2 separate regions of the Mus musculus genome follow, and region 2 is linked to region 1. The links are chromatin loops, found by intact Hi-C in ENCODE. Cell type or tissue: heart. All regions are shown on one strand. Links, peaks and the distances in the headings refer to the core of each region. The heading gives the core; the rest is flanking DNA. Region 1 holds the start of Mzt2 (mitotic spindle organizing protein 2). Region 2 holds the start of Dnm1l (dynamin 1-like).

Region 1 (7,991 bases), core at 2,161-4,660:
CACGAATGTACCAGGGTTTAAGGGTAGAACATAGTACAAAATTCCTAAGTTCACTTCTTAGCATAGAAAAAAAAAATGAAAGGAGGGAAGGAAGGAAGGAAAGAAGGAAGGAAGAAAAAGGAAAGCAAGCATGCATGAGAGATACTTTATATGAAAGCATTTGTAGTTTTTGGTATTTGTAGGGGAGGAGTAGTCTTGGAATGAATCCCTATAGCTATCAAGGGACAACTTGATTATTATCTCATTATATGTCCATATATATTCATGAGATGTTGTGTTCATTTTCATACTAGTCCTTCAAAATCCAACCTTGACAAGAGCTGCCCTGTTATGGCTCAAGACACTTATCTAAGTGTCCATACACTTATAGTCCAGTTTATGAATGATATCTGGCTACACTCAAAATTTCACCTTGTACTTTCTGGAGAGACAGCTTTTCAAACTGTCTAGTTTCCCTAACTCTAAATAGGGGAGCACTGAACTGAAACTGCTTTCCTCAGCACGGCCAGACCACTGTGGCCAGCGTCTGCTGTACTAGACATGAGTGATTCACTAAAGGCCACATGGACAGCCAGGGTCCAGCAATCTAGGCGGACCTGCTGCATCAAGATGCCTGCAGCATTGTACAGACTCGCGGGGCTGAACAGTATCTAACTCACAGCCTGAAGCAATACCAATCTAGTTCCTCCAGGAAAGCTATGACAAACCTCAATGGTCACAAACTTGACATGACAGGCCATCACATGCCTCCAGCTGGATCAGTCTGACCACACCTATTACTTTTTCCGTTCCATACTTGGTCATTGTGCATATGGATGCTAAGATACACAGAAGTCAGTGATCTCTATGCCTCACTTGGTAGCCTATGAGCTACAGGTCCAGCCCCACCTGTGCTCCACAACACCCAGTATTCCTAAGCTTCCTTTTTTCACAATGTCCCTCGGGACTTTCTAGTCTCCAGAGCTAACAAGTCTGTGGTTCCTGTCCTCACCAGGTAGTTCTCATTTCATCCTGTAGTCCATCTCCAATCCTTCTCCTCAGCCTTCTCAACCTAAAGGTGGCACCTGGGAGAGAGAGCAGCAACATGGGAAGGCTATGGAAGAGGGACAGCTAGAAAAGCCCTGGGAACTCACACACCCTGGGAACTCATGCACCCTGGGAACTCATGCACCCTGGGAACTCACACACCCTGATACTGGACCCATACTGCCAATACCTGCAGAGGTACCTCAGGCCACAAATGAGGTATGAAAGAAAACTCAGTTTACAAGTAGATGTGTATGACCACAAAATGTCATTCTTAATGGTGTTGTCAAGGAGGCTAGGGAGAGGCATCTGTTCCCTACGCCATACTTGCAATCAGCCAAGGGACAGTGTTGAAGAGGCTGAGGTCATGTTCCCAATAGCATACCATGATCCCTCATGTTTGTCCCTGACCTACATCCTCTGCCTGGGTAGGGATCTTTAAAGTGTGCAAGTGTGGGGGTGTTGGATGATCCGGGGGCACCGGTACAATTGCATATTCTAAAAGTACTGTGTCTTTGATAGACTAAGCAAGAAAACATGTCCTTGTTCTGAGTTGCATGGCTGGGATGGCCTACAGTGCCCTGGTATTGTAGCTCAAAGCTGCCCTGGCCTTGTGGGACAATGGCAACTTCCAGCGGCAGAGTGCACATCAACACCAAACCCACAGATTAGACAATCAAATGCCTGTGACAGGAGAAGATGGGCAGCAAGAGAACCAGGGTGAGGGGTGGGGGCAGGGAGGCAGGTGCTTGGGAGGAGGGCCATGGAGCAGACCTGGAGAGGCTGCAGGCCTGAGGGAAAGGTTACCCTTGTTTCTCTTCCACAAAGAGAAAGGGTGATAGAGGCCAGAGACACACATTGATCAGAAAGTGGGTGGGTCAGCGTGTATGTGTGAGTCCCCAGGCCTGACAGTCTGCCTTCACTGGGCCAGACTGCTCACTTTACCCCACCTGGATTCCTTCCATGTGGTTCTTGCACTTACAGGCAGGAAATGAGCACTGGACTTGCATCCACTTGTCTGGGAGGACAAGCTGTATTTCAGAGGGTCCGACAGGCAGAGAGAACAGATGTAACAGATAGGATGGGCAGGCTGGAGGACCTGAGATCCCTGTTACACTCTGCTCACCACCATCTGCTTACACCTGGTCCCACTCATGACCAGGCCATTCACACCTGAGAACTGGGTGAATCTTTCTGTCAGACCTCTACTTTTTGTCCCAAAGGAATCAGATGGCTTCAGTCCTGCAACCCAAAAAAATCCCCAGATGAGAGGTGTTCGGGCCTGGCCTGAGATGAACAGGAGCTAGACGTGGCCCTCGGAGGGGGAGGCGTTGTCTGCTCTGCTCTCTGAACACTTCCTTGAGGCTGTGTGGTAGATGGAGACCAAAGCCATGTTTATTCCTCTACCTGTGCAATGGAGGCATGATGAAGAGGTGAGAGGGAGTCAGAAAGACCAAGTCTAGCTTGCTTGGACCAGTCTTTGGTCCAGCAGTACAATCCGAAAGGTGGAGCCAACTAAAGTCCCTGAAAGGTGGATGGGTCTGCAGACCTTGGGAGGAGGCCTATAGACAGGTTGAGCAATTCTAAGACAAGCCGGCACGAGGTTCTCTACTCCTTCCCCACCTCGGCCACCCTCTAGGCAGAAGTACCCAGCCCATCTCTAACCTCGGGTCTCTGATGTGGATGTAGACAGAGATATGGGCACCGAGTCCTGGGGATCGCTTGCCAGCCGCTGCCCAGCACACATGGACTTCAGCATCTGGAAGACGGCGAGGGGAGCCACATTCAGATTCAGCAAGTCCACCAGGATCCTGGGGAAACAAATGCAGTGCTTAGCGAATACTGAAAGCCACAGGGCGGACATGCTCTAGGAGTCGCGCCAGCTGGGTCACCGTCTTGAAACCCCTTAAAGAGACACGGATATCTTAGAGTAGCAGATGCAGGAATGAGGAGTCCTAAAGCCGGCATTATCTGTAGGGAGTATGAGCTCAAAGTCCCGACCCCCGCTTTCTCACTTGAACACATCGGGGTCGATGGCGGCGCCAGCAGCCTGAGCTAGCTCGTACAGCTCCATCTCCTCGGCCCCCAGCACTTTCTTCCGCCGAAGCGCCAGCTTCTGCAGCGTTGCTGTCTCCAATCCTGTGGAAACCGCGAGTGCAGCACCACCAGCAGCAGCCGCCGCCGCCGCCATTCGTATAGCCTGAAAAGGGATCTGTGTTGGACAGAGTCTCTGCAAGTCAACAGCTCCAGCACCGAGGCGAGAGTTCCAAGAGGCCTTTACACAGTCGGTTACTTGACTTGTTCGGAACGTCTACTGTGCACAGGGCAGTGTGCTAGGCATGGGGTGGGGTGGTGGGAAGCTGATCACTGCCTGACGATCAGACTTGGACTGCTGGCTTAGGTAGCAGACCCCAGAATAGTACCTGGCATATACCGGGTACTTAGCAAATGCCTGTTGGATGACGAGTATTCACGATCTCGTGTAATTACCAGTTCTGTTGACGGTCCCTAAACAGCTTTGCTTTTAAACGGATACGCACTCCTGTCCCCCGACCCCGAAATACATAAACTTGGGGAGTAAAGAGCAACTGAGGACGTCACTGCGCACGCGCCTTGTGGCCAACTGCTTCTGCACTTGATTGGCTTTTGCTTTTGCAGGCGCTTTTCCCGGGAGGTTGAGCCGCTTTTCCCAGTAGGCAGGGGTGTGGCCTGACGCGCAGCTTGATGACGCTATTTCCGGGTTGTGTGTCTGGATAGCGGCGTCTATTTCTGAAGATAGGTAGGATGGTCATTTTGAACTCAACACGTTAGCTTGGCCGGTGTGTTGAGAACTGCAAATGTTTGGCCGGTTACCATGATTGTCACTGCCATCGGGAAAGAGTGGACCGGGGGAGCCGTCCAGAAGTGCCTACACAGTGAAAGGGGACCAGGAGGGGCATCTAAAATTTGTGCGGGGGCACTCTTGGAGATATTTTGTCTCCTGATGCTTTGTCCATTTTACATTACTAGTCTTTTGCATATGTGTGTGTATCCGTATGTGTATGTTTGTTGATTGGTGTTTTTATTTTTTCAATTTGTTTTATTCTGGCTTGATTTTTTTTAAATGTGCCTATTTGCTAGAAAAGAGAGGAGGGAGAGAGAGAGAGAGAGAACTTGAGAAGGTAGGGAAGTGGCAAAGTTCAGGGAGGAGGTAAGGGAGGGAAATCATGATCAGATTATAGAGTATGAAAAAATATTTTCAATATAAAAATATATTGGGTGAATAGTCTTCATTCTTAGGGGAAAACGTATTCATTACCGGGAAGGGGAGAATTTAGAGCATCTAGTCAGTTCTCAGCCTTCCTTCTTTCTTCCTTATACTGAACACAGCTTCCCTGGTTCTGCACTTCCGGTCTTCATATTTGGTGAACCTTTGGCCAGTCACCAAGGTCCAGATCTAAGGACTAAACACCATTTCCATGTTGAATGGTGCGTCTGTCACAGTGAGGACCATGGTGACAGTAAGCTGCTGGTGACTGTGAAGAGCCAGTGTGGGCTGTGGGGAATGAGTCTGGCTCCAGGAGCAGACATTACAGGATGTATGTGCATCTAATCTGGCACCTGCTTCCCAGGGTGGAACATCAGGTGCTTGTTTGCAGGATTCCAGAATATCTCAGGTTTTCGCAGAACTGTGGCCATGATGTAAATGTAGGGCCTCCCTGCCTCATTAGTTTATTGTAGGATTGATGGCTCCAGGAACCAGCTCCTATTGGTCAGAATGCCCAAGAGTACAAACTGGAGGCAAATCGAAGTGAGGCACAGCATCATCTCCCTAGCCAGACAACTGTTACCTGCATGCCATCAGCTCTGCCTGTTTGTAGGAGTATATCACCTCAGGTCCATGGATGGCCAGTGTCCATTCATAGAAGGAAGGTCAAGGTAGGGTCATTGGACCCTCACATAAGTCACTCCGCCATTTTCATATAATTCTGACATAATCATACATGGCCTCAACTTTAGGAAAGTCCAGAGGACTAAATTGCACAGACTTAGAGACCTTAATAAAGGGCTCTTGTACTAATACGCACTTAAAAATTCAAACATTTATGTACACACAACATGCTCATACAAAATCTCTCTCTCTCTCTCTCTCTCTCTCTCTCTCTCACACACACACACACACACACACACACACACACACACACTGTCTTGGCTAGTGTTTTGCCAACACGACACAAGATAGAGTCATCTGGGAAGATCCTCCATTGAGAAAATGACCCTATCAGATGGCCTGTGGGCAAGCCTGGGGTGCATCTTTTTTTTAATTGATGACTGATACCAGAATGCCCAGGTGACTATGGCTGGTACCGCACCTGGGCATGTGGTCCCGGATGGTATATCAGAGCAGGTTAAGCTAGCAATGGGAAATAAGCCAGCAACATTTCTCCATGGCCTTTGCACCAGCTCCTACCTTTGTGTTCTGTCTTGAGTTCAGGCCCTGATTTCCACAGATGATGGATCACAACTTGTGAGATAATATGAGCCCTTTTCTCCCCAAGTTGATTTTGGTCATGGTGTTTTATCAAAAGAATAGAAGCCCTAACTAAGGCCCATATTGTTACGTATTCTTTCACACTGTTATACTCTCAGATGCTCACATGTGACTCAGTGTCATATACATTCACAACCATGTTGCATGCAAGTATATATTCTCACACTTGAATGCTTACATGCCTGCATGCTCACACTGCACACACAGTGTGTTAAACACACAACCTCACACAGAAATGCTTGAAGCAAGTAAACATGCCCTTACATACACATAGTGTATTAGTCAGGGTTTTACTGCTGTGAACAGACACCATGACCAAGGCAAGTCTTATAAAAAACAACATTTAATTGAGGCTGGCTTACAGGTTCAGAGGTTCAGTCCATTATCATCAAGGTGGGAGCATGGCAGTATCCAGGCAGGCATGGCGCAGGATGAGCTGAGAGTTCTATGTCTTCATCCAAAGGCGGCTAGTGGAAGACTGACTTCCAGGCAACTAGGGTGAGGATCTTATACCCACACCCACAGTGACACAACCATTCCAACCAGGTTATACCTATTCCAACAAGGCCACACCTTCAGATGGTGCCACTCCCTGGTCCAAGGATATACAAACCATCACACATAGTAACACCCTAATACCTTTATACATCTTTGAACATACGTATACACTCTTCGCTGACTAGTCTTTCTCAGCTTAACTCAAACTTACACATTAACAGAGTAGAAATCTCAATTGAGGAATTGCCTCTATCAGTTTGGCCTGTGGTCATATGTGTAAGGTGTTTTCTTAATTTCTATTAATGAAAGAGGGCCCAACCCACTGTGGGTCATGCTCTTCTTAGGCACATATGGGTATGGACTGTAAAAGGTAACTGAGCACACCAAAAGAAACAAGTCAGAGGAAGCAAACCAGTAAGCAGCTTTTCCCCATGGTTCCTGCTTTCCAGTCCTACTTTCCATACCTCCTTTGGCTTCCCTTGTCGGTGGACTGAACTGTAAGCTGAAATAAACACTCCTTCCTTCCCAAGTTGCTTTTGATTATGATGTCTATCACAGCAACAAAATGTAAATTGAACATGATGTTACACACTTTTACACCACAAAACACACACAATATATATACACTCATGTAAGCATACACAATCTTAAGTACTTTTCTTCTCTCACCCACAGTCACACATTCACACCTATTGTTTCCTACACATTCACACATGGACACACACAGAGAGACTCTATTCCATGTGGTCACAATTTCCCCTTACATTATTGTGCAGCTGATTCACTGGCACTCACTTGTACTGAATATACTTATGCATTTGTCTCTGTACACTGTCATTTCTATGCATTCCTGAGCATGCACCTAACCATACTTATATAGAAATACACAAACATGATCACACAAACACATCATGACATGCAAACATACTACTATTCCACTCACACTCATACATACACAGTCTCACACAAGCTCACAGTGTCACACATTTTCTTAATAGCTCTGTCCTTAAAACTATCCCTAATTTTAACCCAATTAATAATCTAAACCATAGCCCTAATACTAACCTAAACCCAGACATTAAATGGATCCTTATCCTTAAACAACCTGGGGCCTGATCACAGCACTAAGCCTAGCACTAAGCCTAGACTTATATTTTTGGTTGTGAGCCTAGCCTTTAATGGCAGAGCCATCTCTCCAGCCCGCTAAGCCTAGTCTTAATGGTGTACCTAACACTGTTGCTCACTCTAATCCAAGCTGTAACCCCAAGTCTCATCCATAAAGTCTCCAGTTGATCCAAGGAAAGTTCTCTTCCTGAGGAGTAAGGACTACACTTACCTGAGGTTATAAGGGTTTAGATTGTTGTTAGGGATTATGGTAGGTTAGTTAGGTGATGGTTAGCATCCACGACTTCACTAGCTCTGGATACTTAGCTAGGTTTCCAGTATCAAGAATAAATTCCTTCTTGTTGAGTAAGTCCAGCTAGAGAGCTGCCAAGGTATGCATGCCACTGCTGCCCTTAGCACTGTTGTGCATGTTGGTCATTGTGGTTTGCAGACATCATAGCTGGCTACAACTATCGTCACGTCTCTCCTCAGGAAGCTTGCTTGGTGCTTGCGGGTACCATGAAAGCTAGTCTTCGGGGGAGAGGCATGCAGTTCAGCTCCAGCTCAAGGGCCTCTGGGCCCTGTGTCTGACGTGCATGGTGTCTTCAGCATGGTGTCCTCCTGCCTCTGCAGGGCGGCCTAATGTAATATGATAGCTTGTAAGGTTTGGAGAATGTCTTGGACATCCCTGACCAATAGCTCAAAAGGATTTTCATATCTTGTTATTGGAAGTCTTTGTTAGGTGGTCTTTGGCTCATTGTCAGTCCAGATGAGAAAATTTCATTTAAATTATGTATGTGTACTTTCAAACATATTATATGTATTTTAGGTT
Region 2 (7,991 bases), core at 2,199-4,698, 500 kb after region 1:
TAATTTAGTAAATAAAATAAATAAACCTAAAGACAAAAATCACATGATCATCCCAGTAGATAAAGAAAGGGCTTTGACAAAATCCAACATGCCTTCATGATCAAAGTGCTAGAGGAAGACTGGAGGGAGGGAACATAACATAATAAAGACTATAGATGACAAACCCATAGGCAACATTTATCCTAAATGGGGGGAAATCAAAGGAATCACACTGAAATCAGTAACTACACAGTGCTGCCCACCATCCCCACTCCCTTTCAATATTCCTTAAAACACCAGTTGGAGCAATGAGGCAAGGGAAAGAAATTAGAAATTATCCCTATCTGCAGATGATACACCATACTTAAGAGCCAAAAATTACACCAGAAAATGACAGGATATAGAATCAACTTACAAAAAAACTAACCACTTGTCTATATAGGAAGAATAAATATAATATGACCTATTCCCATAGTATAGACACATTCCCACTCACAATAGCCTAGAAGAAAAAAAAAATCTAAGGAGAAATAACCAGGGAGGTAAAAAACAAAACAAAACAAAACAAAAAAACCCTATACAGCAAAAACTTTAAACCTTTAAAGAGACTGAAGACACTATAAAATAGAAAGCGTCCCATGTTCATGCTATATAGTTTACATAGAATTAATATTGTAAAAATGACCACTATACAAAAAAAGTTTACAGATTCAATGCAATCACAATCAAATTTCTATCTTATTCTCCACAGAAATAGAAAAAAATTTCTAAAATCTATACAGAATCATGCAATACCCCAGACAGCCAAAGCTATTGCAGTTTCTAGAGTAATTGCCATTCCAGATTATAAGATATACTATAGAGCCTTAGTAAAGTAATGGCACAAAAAGAGATACATAGACCAACAGAACAAAGAAAACAAAAACAGGAGGACATGTGACTACAGCCACCTTCTGATATTTGACAAAGATGCCAAAAACATGCAGTGAAGAAAAGATAGCATCTTCAAGAAATAGTGCTAAGAAAACTGGAAGTCCACATGTAGAAAAACAAAATGAGGATCATATCTGTCTATCACCTTGCACAAAAATCTAACTGCAAATGGATCAAAGACCTAAATGTAAAATCTGAAACCCTGAGACTGCTAGAAGAAAACGTGGGCAGTTCCTTACAGGATATAGGTAGAGAAAATGAGTTTCTGAATAGGATTCCATTTGTCTAAGAATTAAAACTAGCAAGTGGGACCTCATAAAACTAAAAAGCTTCTGTAGAACAACTGAAGAGAAAATTCATAGGATGGGAGAGAATCTTGCCAGCTATATTGCTGAGGGAAACTTAATATACAGAAGATATAAAGAACTGAAAAAAAAAAAAAAAAAACCTCAAGGGTCAAAAAAACTCATTCAAATAATGGACAATAGTTTCTCAAAAGAATCTATTCTTCTGTTCTCAAAAGAATAAGTCAAAATGGCTAAGAAATGTTGATTTAAGTGAATTAAATTAAATTTTAGATAGTAAGATCATCAAAGCTGAGTTTCAAAGGCCTTCCTTCTTCCCTCCATTACTCCTCTACTGGCTAACACTGTTGTGTGTAAGAAAGCCCATCTTGATTTTAATCTCTTTAATCTGATTCACTATATCCCTGATTCTTTTACTGGTTAAAATGTACTTGGAAATCTCTTAAGAGTATAAGGTTTCTGCTCTAAAGCTAGATCACAATTCTTGATTGTTATGAAAGAAAATTAACTAAGTCATCTTTTCTCATTTTATTTACAAAAAATAGTTCTTATTATAAAAGTCCCAATGAAGAGATACTTCAGCAGTTAAGAGAACTTGTTGCTCTTGCAAAGGACCTAAGTTCAGTTCCCAGCATGTTCATGGCAGTTCACAACCATTTGTATGGCAAGTTCCAGAAGATCAGTTGCCTTCTTCTGGCTTCCAAAGGAATTAACAGGCATTTGATACATATACATATACATAAACACAGGCAAATATTCATAAAGTAAAAATTAACTTAAAAACTAAATATCTCGTTACAATGAATAATATGCATCACTGAAAATCTTCTATAAGATCGCAGGAACAAAATACCAAAACAAACAAAAAACCAAATAGTACACTTGATAATTTGGTCTTCGGGCACAGCCAACATCAAGTGTTAATGCTGGATTATGCAGACATGACTGTCCGAAAACTATCTATGCCAACCCAGCAAATGGCCCCAAAATAATTCCTACTGCTTTAAATATTTAAAGGCCAATAATAATAATAAACTACAGGATGGTTTGAAGTATATGGATATCCTCTAATTTATTTCTTCTTATAATATTTATACACTTTCTGTAGTTAAGATGTAGCCATACAACCCATGGAAAACAGAGAAATCACCCATCACCTCAGAAGAAAAGAATATTAACAAATGGGAGCACCTAAAAGTATGTTTATAAAGGGGCTGGGGAGATGGCTTGGAGGTTAAGAGCAAAGGCTGCTCTTTTAGAGGACCTGGTTTCCAGCACCCACATGGCATCTCACAATCATTTGTAACTCCAGTTTCGGGGATCATATACTTTCTTCTAACCAGCACCAGGGAAAACACTCACATCATAAAAATTAAAAAAAAAAAAAATTCTGGGCATGGTAGTTTTTCAGTCAAGGGAGCTGAAGCAGGGGGAGTGCTATGAGTTTCAGCCAATTCAGGTAACAAGGTAAATTCTTAGCCAGCTTGAAGTACAGAGTAGGGCTCATCTCAAAAACAATTCTCGCCAGGTGTAGTGGCACACGCCTTTAATCCCTGCACTCGGGAGGTTGAGGCAGGCGGATTTCTGAGTTCGAGGCCAGCCTGGCCAAAGTGAGTTCCAGGACAGCCAGGGCTATACAGAGAAACCCTGTCTCGACGCCCCCCCCCCAAAAAAAAACAAAAACAAAAACAAAACAAAACAATTCTCCCCAGGAGGATAGAGGCACTGAATGGTCTTCCAGAAGTCAATTCCCAGCAACCACATGGTGGCATGGTGGCTCACAACCATCCATAATGGGATCTGATGCCCTCTTTTGGTGTGTCTGAAGACAGCGACGGCGTACTCACAAACATTAAAACAAACAAAACCAACAAAAAACGCCCTCCTCCCCTAAAGTTCTGTTGCTCCTCTTCAGTTCAAAGCAGGCATTTTTTTAAAAAATGAAACTCACATATCTCTGCTATTCTAGATATCTATTCAACATTCTTTCATACAAAATTTGGACTTATCGCCAATACCCCACATAAGGCCTGAGAACCTTATACCAAATTTGGGTCACAGTAACAAAATTACAAACACCAAAGTCATGGTGCTCCTTCCTAACTTTAGGCCTCCAACTACACCCGGGATTTTCTTTTAATCTTATTTTTACTTTGTAATAGCTCCGTGGGCCACCGACTCACCACTAGCTTGCTGCCTGTCTGCTCACAGCAACTCCTGAGTCCGTCGCGTCCTCAGCGGCCGGAAGGAAGCGACAGCCGCCCACACGCCCGCCCGCGCGTCCCCCGAGTGCCCTTGGGCCAAGCCGCGCCGGGCTGTAGGCTGCAGGGCCACTCAGTCCCGCTGAGCGCCCGGGAGCAGAGCGGAGCGCCGAGCTGCCGGCCTCCTCCTGGCGACACCTGCAGGCCTGCGGCCGAGCCAGGCCTCGCAATCGCGGCCTCATCTTACCTGCGTTCCCACTACGACGATCTGAGGCAGCTGGATGATGTCCGCACCCACTGTGTTGAAGACGTCCTGCAGCTTATTGATGACCGGGATCAGCGCCTCCATGACCCCCGAAACACTGGACCCCCAACCCAGCAGGCCACTGCAATGAATGGGGACTCGACCCACAGCCCGCTTGCTTCCTCTTCTCCTCCGCCCTTTCCTCGGGAGCCCGCACCCATTGGGCCGGGCCAGCACCCAGCCCGCTCCCGGCAGGCCACGCGCCACGACAGAGGTGGGCGCGCAAAGGCTGCCGGGAGATGTAGTTCAGGCTGAGTGGAACGCGAAGGCCTATTCTAGAAGGTTTCAGGTATCGACCTGAACTGGGCGGGTAAGGAAGCTGAGACCGTGAATCTGAGTCTACTATAGTCAAAATGCTAGCTAACAGCTAGATGAATAATGATTGTTAGAGTGTTATGTATGAGTATGCCTCCAGGAGTTGGGACACACCAATTTTATGGACAACCATGGAAGACTTAGACAAAAGGTTAACAAGGTCTGTACTACATAGTGAAATCCTGTGTTTATAAGAAGGGATAGAGTCGCCGGGCAGTGATGGCGCATGCCTTTATCCCAGCACTTGGGAGGCAGAGGCAGGCGAATTTCTGAGTTCGAGGCTAGCCTGGTCTACAGAATGAGTTCCAGGACAGCCAGGGCTACACAGAGAAACCCTGTCTCGAACCCCCCCCCCCTTCCAAAATAGGGATAGAGTCTATTAATTAACCAATGTCATTTCCTTATGAGAAGTACTACTTTATGAAGAGCAATCAAGGAAACTATAGGAAAACTTAAAAGAATGTCTCCAGACATTTCTACCGCTCCAGCCTACCCACCAAGAGAGTTTATCTGGTCAAAGTTCTGAGAGTGAATGATAAGCCCTTAGAACTAGACATTCGTATCACACACACCAACTACGACTTAAGGTACAATGCAGAAATGAAGGCAGAAAGAATATAAGAAACCAAGGATTGAGCAGCTGTCATCTACTTACAAAGCTGTAGTTGTAGCCTGAATACATAGCACTATATACCTGCACAAGATTGGGCCCTCCAGCTATCTATCATAGAAACAGGAGGTGCCCATGAAGCTCCATTCTTTCTAAAGGAGCAGTAACTGTGAATGTTTGCTGGAGTTGGGGATTAGCTTTTTCTATTAGTATACCCACTAGGACTAATAGGTGGGAAGAAGGAGTCCTAGAAAGGAAGGGGGAATATCAGAGGGTAATGAGGGTACCAAAATAATCACAATATACTGGATTTTAAGACTGTTAAACATAAATAAAACAGTAACTCAGAGCCACAAACTCCCCAGCCTGAGAGGAGTGAAAAGCCAAGCAAAACTTGTTGCTATCTATTCATGATAGCCATGAGCACTCATAGTCACAAAGTTGTGGATTGTATAACTGGAGGGGTTACTTACCATTCACCTGCAACATATGCCATAGGAGACAGGCTTTACTGTTCAGAACACAGATGGTGGCTGGTTAATAAGTTTTGAAAAACACATAAATGAAAGACTCTGAAGATCCAGAAGTGATTTTTGGACATCTTGGCAAATGTTGTGACCTTCCCTTTTGTCTTTTAAAAACAAAGATTTCAGAATCCAAAACCAAGTGCAGCAGCATATATGTAACCTCAGACTGAGAAGGCAGAGGCAAGAGTCAGCTCTATTGTCTCCATAGTGAGCTCCAGCCTAGCCAGAGATAAATAAAGTACCCTAGGAAAAATGATGCATTTATACTTGATTTTCCTTTGTCTTTTACTGTGTGCTAAGAGCTAGTTTGGTAAAATTGATATACATACATATTACCAAAGCCAACATGTCATAGATTGGTATGGTATATGTTCCTACTCAAATTATCTTTTCTCTGGTAACAGAACACATATAGTCTTATATATTATCATGTAGCTTTTTGTAAGAGAAAAAATAATCCCACAGGCAGTGCTTAAGAAAGTCTACCAGTACATTACTGCCAGGATTGCCCAGAGCAATCAGACATAAGAGGAAAGAAACAGGAAGGGATGAGGCCTAAATATTATTACACACACACACACACACACACACACACACACACACACACACACACACACACAAAGATAATCTGAAAGTAGACACAGGCCCCCATTCCTAACTCAGGTGCAGGTACTATCTCCAATTGATAACTGCTCACAAAAAAAAAAAAAAAAAAAAAAAAAAGGTTTCTCCAAGGGAGTTTCTTCTTCAGAGGTGTTTTCTGAGCCTTAGTGAGGGATGTGAGTTTGTGTGTGAGTGTATATGTGCATGTATGCATATATGTTTACATATGTGTAAATGTGTGTGTGTGTCCAAGGTGGTGGGGGTGATAAAATGCTCCTTTTGCAGCTCAATGCTTAGTTTTTATTCCCAACACTCTGGCCAGTTTTAGTCTTTGTATTGCCTGCTGCCTGCTGCAAAAAGCTTCTCTGGGCACGATTAAAAGCAGCCAACATTTATGGCTGTTAACTTAAGTATGTAGAAGGAAATTTGACAATATGACCATTTAGTAAAACAACTATTACTTTCTAAGCCATAGATTCTTAATAGGATTAGAATATAAGGCATAAAATGTTCTCCTGTAGAATATTCAATCAGAAAGACATTACTTATGTTCTAATAGTTGCGCAATTATTGTATGACCTGGCACACCTTGCCTGGCAGCTCAGTTCTGTAGCATACAGGGTTGAAGACTAGGTATGATCATTAATGTATTTTCTTGCCCAAAAGCCTGGGAAATATAAAACCTGGACACCAGGGAATTTCCTGGACAGTTTAGGATTGACTTTTTTCTTGCAGTCAAAGTTTGTGTTGTTTCTGCCACATCATCATGAGTAACCAAGGATGATGGCAATAGCCTGTGTTGTTGTGAACACTTCTGGGGGTTCCCTGACCAATAATTTCTAGGATAGTATCTAATGCTTACACTGTGATTTTTATAGTAGCTCATGGTGTCTGGGAGTAGCACTGTCTATACATGTGTGGTGCTTCTGTTCAAACTCCCTGTTGTTTACATTGATATTTTGAAATTAGTTTGCTAACTCCTGTGTTTCCATAAGAATATTCATATATCCTTAGTTTTGATTTGCATTTCCCAATGACTAAGGACATTGAACATTACTTTAACTGCTTTTCAGCCATTTGAGTTTACTCTTTTGAGAATTCTTTGAGTAGACCTCATTTTTAATTCAATTGTTTTCTTGATGTCTACTTTGGTTTTTTTTTTTTCTAGCTCTTTATATATTTTAGATATTAGCCTGCCAGGAGGCCTTCCCTGGCCATTTGACAGGGTGGCCTGAGAGGAGACAGAGAGTTTGAGAGGGAGGAATGAGTCAGGAAGGGTGGTCTTGCAACTCTGACTGACTAGTATTCGGGTCACTTTCACAGAACACAGAACACAGAACACAGACCACGGACAGACTCATTATCTAAGAAGTACAGATTATATAGTTTTTATCTCTGGACATATGTTTGACTTTTCATTACATGTCAGGGCTTACAAATTCAGTCACAATTAGAAAGTACAAATAGAGCAGATTTTAATTTTATTATCAGCTTTATAACTCTAATTTAAGGAATCTAAAGAATGTCTCCTACAAATCAAGCACATTATATGACAGCCTGTTTTTAGGTTGGCAGTATTTTTTTATTTTGAAAACAGTCTACACAAACAGAAAATACCTGTTTGTTTGGTTTTTTGGGTTTTTTTGGGTTTTTTTTTGTTTTTTGTTTTTTTTTTTTTTTTTTTTTTTTGGTTTTTGGTGTTTGGTTTTTTGAGACAGTGTTTCTCTGTATAGCCCCAGTTGTCCTGGAACTCATTCTGTAGACCAAGCTGGTCTTGAACTCAGAAATCCACCTTGCCTCTGCCTCCCAAGTACTGGGATTAAAGGCTCGAGACACCACTGCCCAGCACAGAAAATATCTGAACCAGTCTCTTTATGAACAACAAATACTAAAACCTAGCTTCTTTTACTACATGTTTCATTATCTATGCTACAAAGTATGAATGATTTAGTTTAGTCCATCTATCTAATTTACCTAGTTCTATTCCTCCAGGGGTGTACCCTGTATGATTCTCTATCTTTAAACTGCATTTTCAGAGGGCTCTGAGCATATACTAAAGATGACCTACAGAAACTCTTGCTACTTCTGTCATTTCCTGCTGCACAATGTTGCCATTTTTTAAGGCCAATATGAATGTGGGCAGAGCCAATTCACCCCATCTCCTCTTTAAGAGAAATGGAGGGAGGATGATATGACATGCAAACAACTTTATTG

Evidence for each region. Hi-C counts contacts between places; a loop is a spot of excess contacts. Peaks named below come from ENCODE experiments on the same cell type or tissue, not always from the same donor. Only the 100,000 strongest peaks of a DNase experiment are listed, where the experiment ranks them.
Region 2: a loop joins it to region 1, with 4 times the contacts of the local background. A loop is called at or near these places in 1 of 42 quality-filtered maps.

Annotation. Positions count from the first base shown.
Region 1 is chr16:15,859,707-15,867,697 of GRCm38, forward strand. It overlaps Mzt2 (mitotic spindle organizing protein 2), which reads right to left and starts at 3,663. Exons shown (of 3, transcript NM_029354.3): 1 at 3,042-3,663; 2 at 2,692-2,837. The coding sequence starts at 3,217. It overlaps Gm41425 (a long non-coding RNA gene), which reads left to right and starts at 3,731. Exons shown (of 3, transcript XR_875934.2): 1 at 3,731-3,805. In heart, for the core only: a CTCF peak has its summit at 3,299; DNase peaks (open chromatin) are centred at 2,885 and 3,685; H3K4me3 peaks cover 2,250 bases; H3K27ac peaks cover 1,948 bases.
Region 2 is chr16:16,355,099-16,363,089 of GRCm38, forward strand. It overlaps Dnm1l (dynamin 1-like), which reads right to left and starts at 3,933. Exons shown (of 21, transcript NM_001360008.1): 1 at 3,666-3,933. The coding sequence starts at 3,767. In heart, for the core only: a CTCF peak has its summit at 3,584 (motif pointing left); a DNase peak (open chromatin) is centred at 3,873; H3K4me3 peaks cover 2,054 bases; H3K27ac peaks cover 1,634 bases.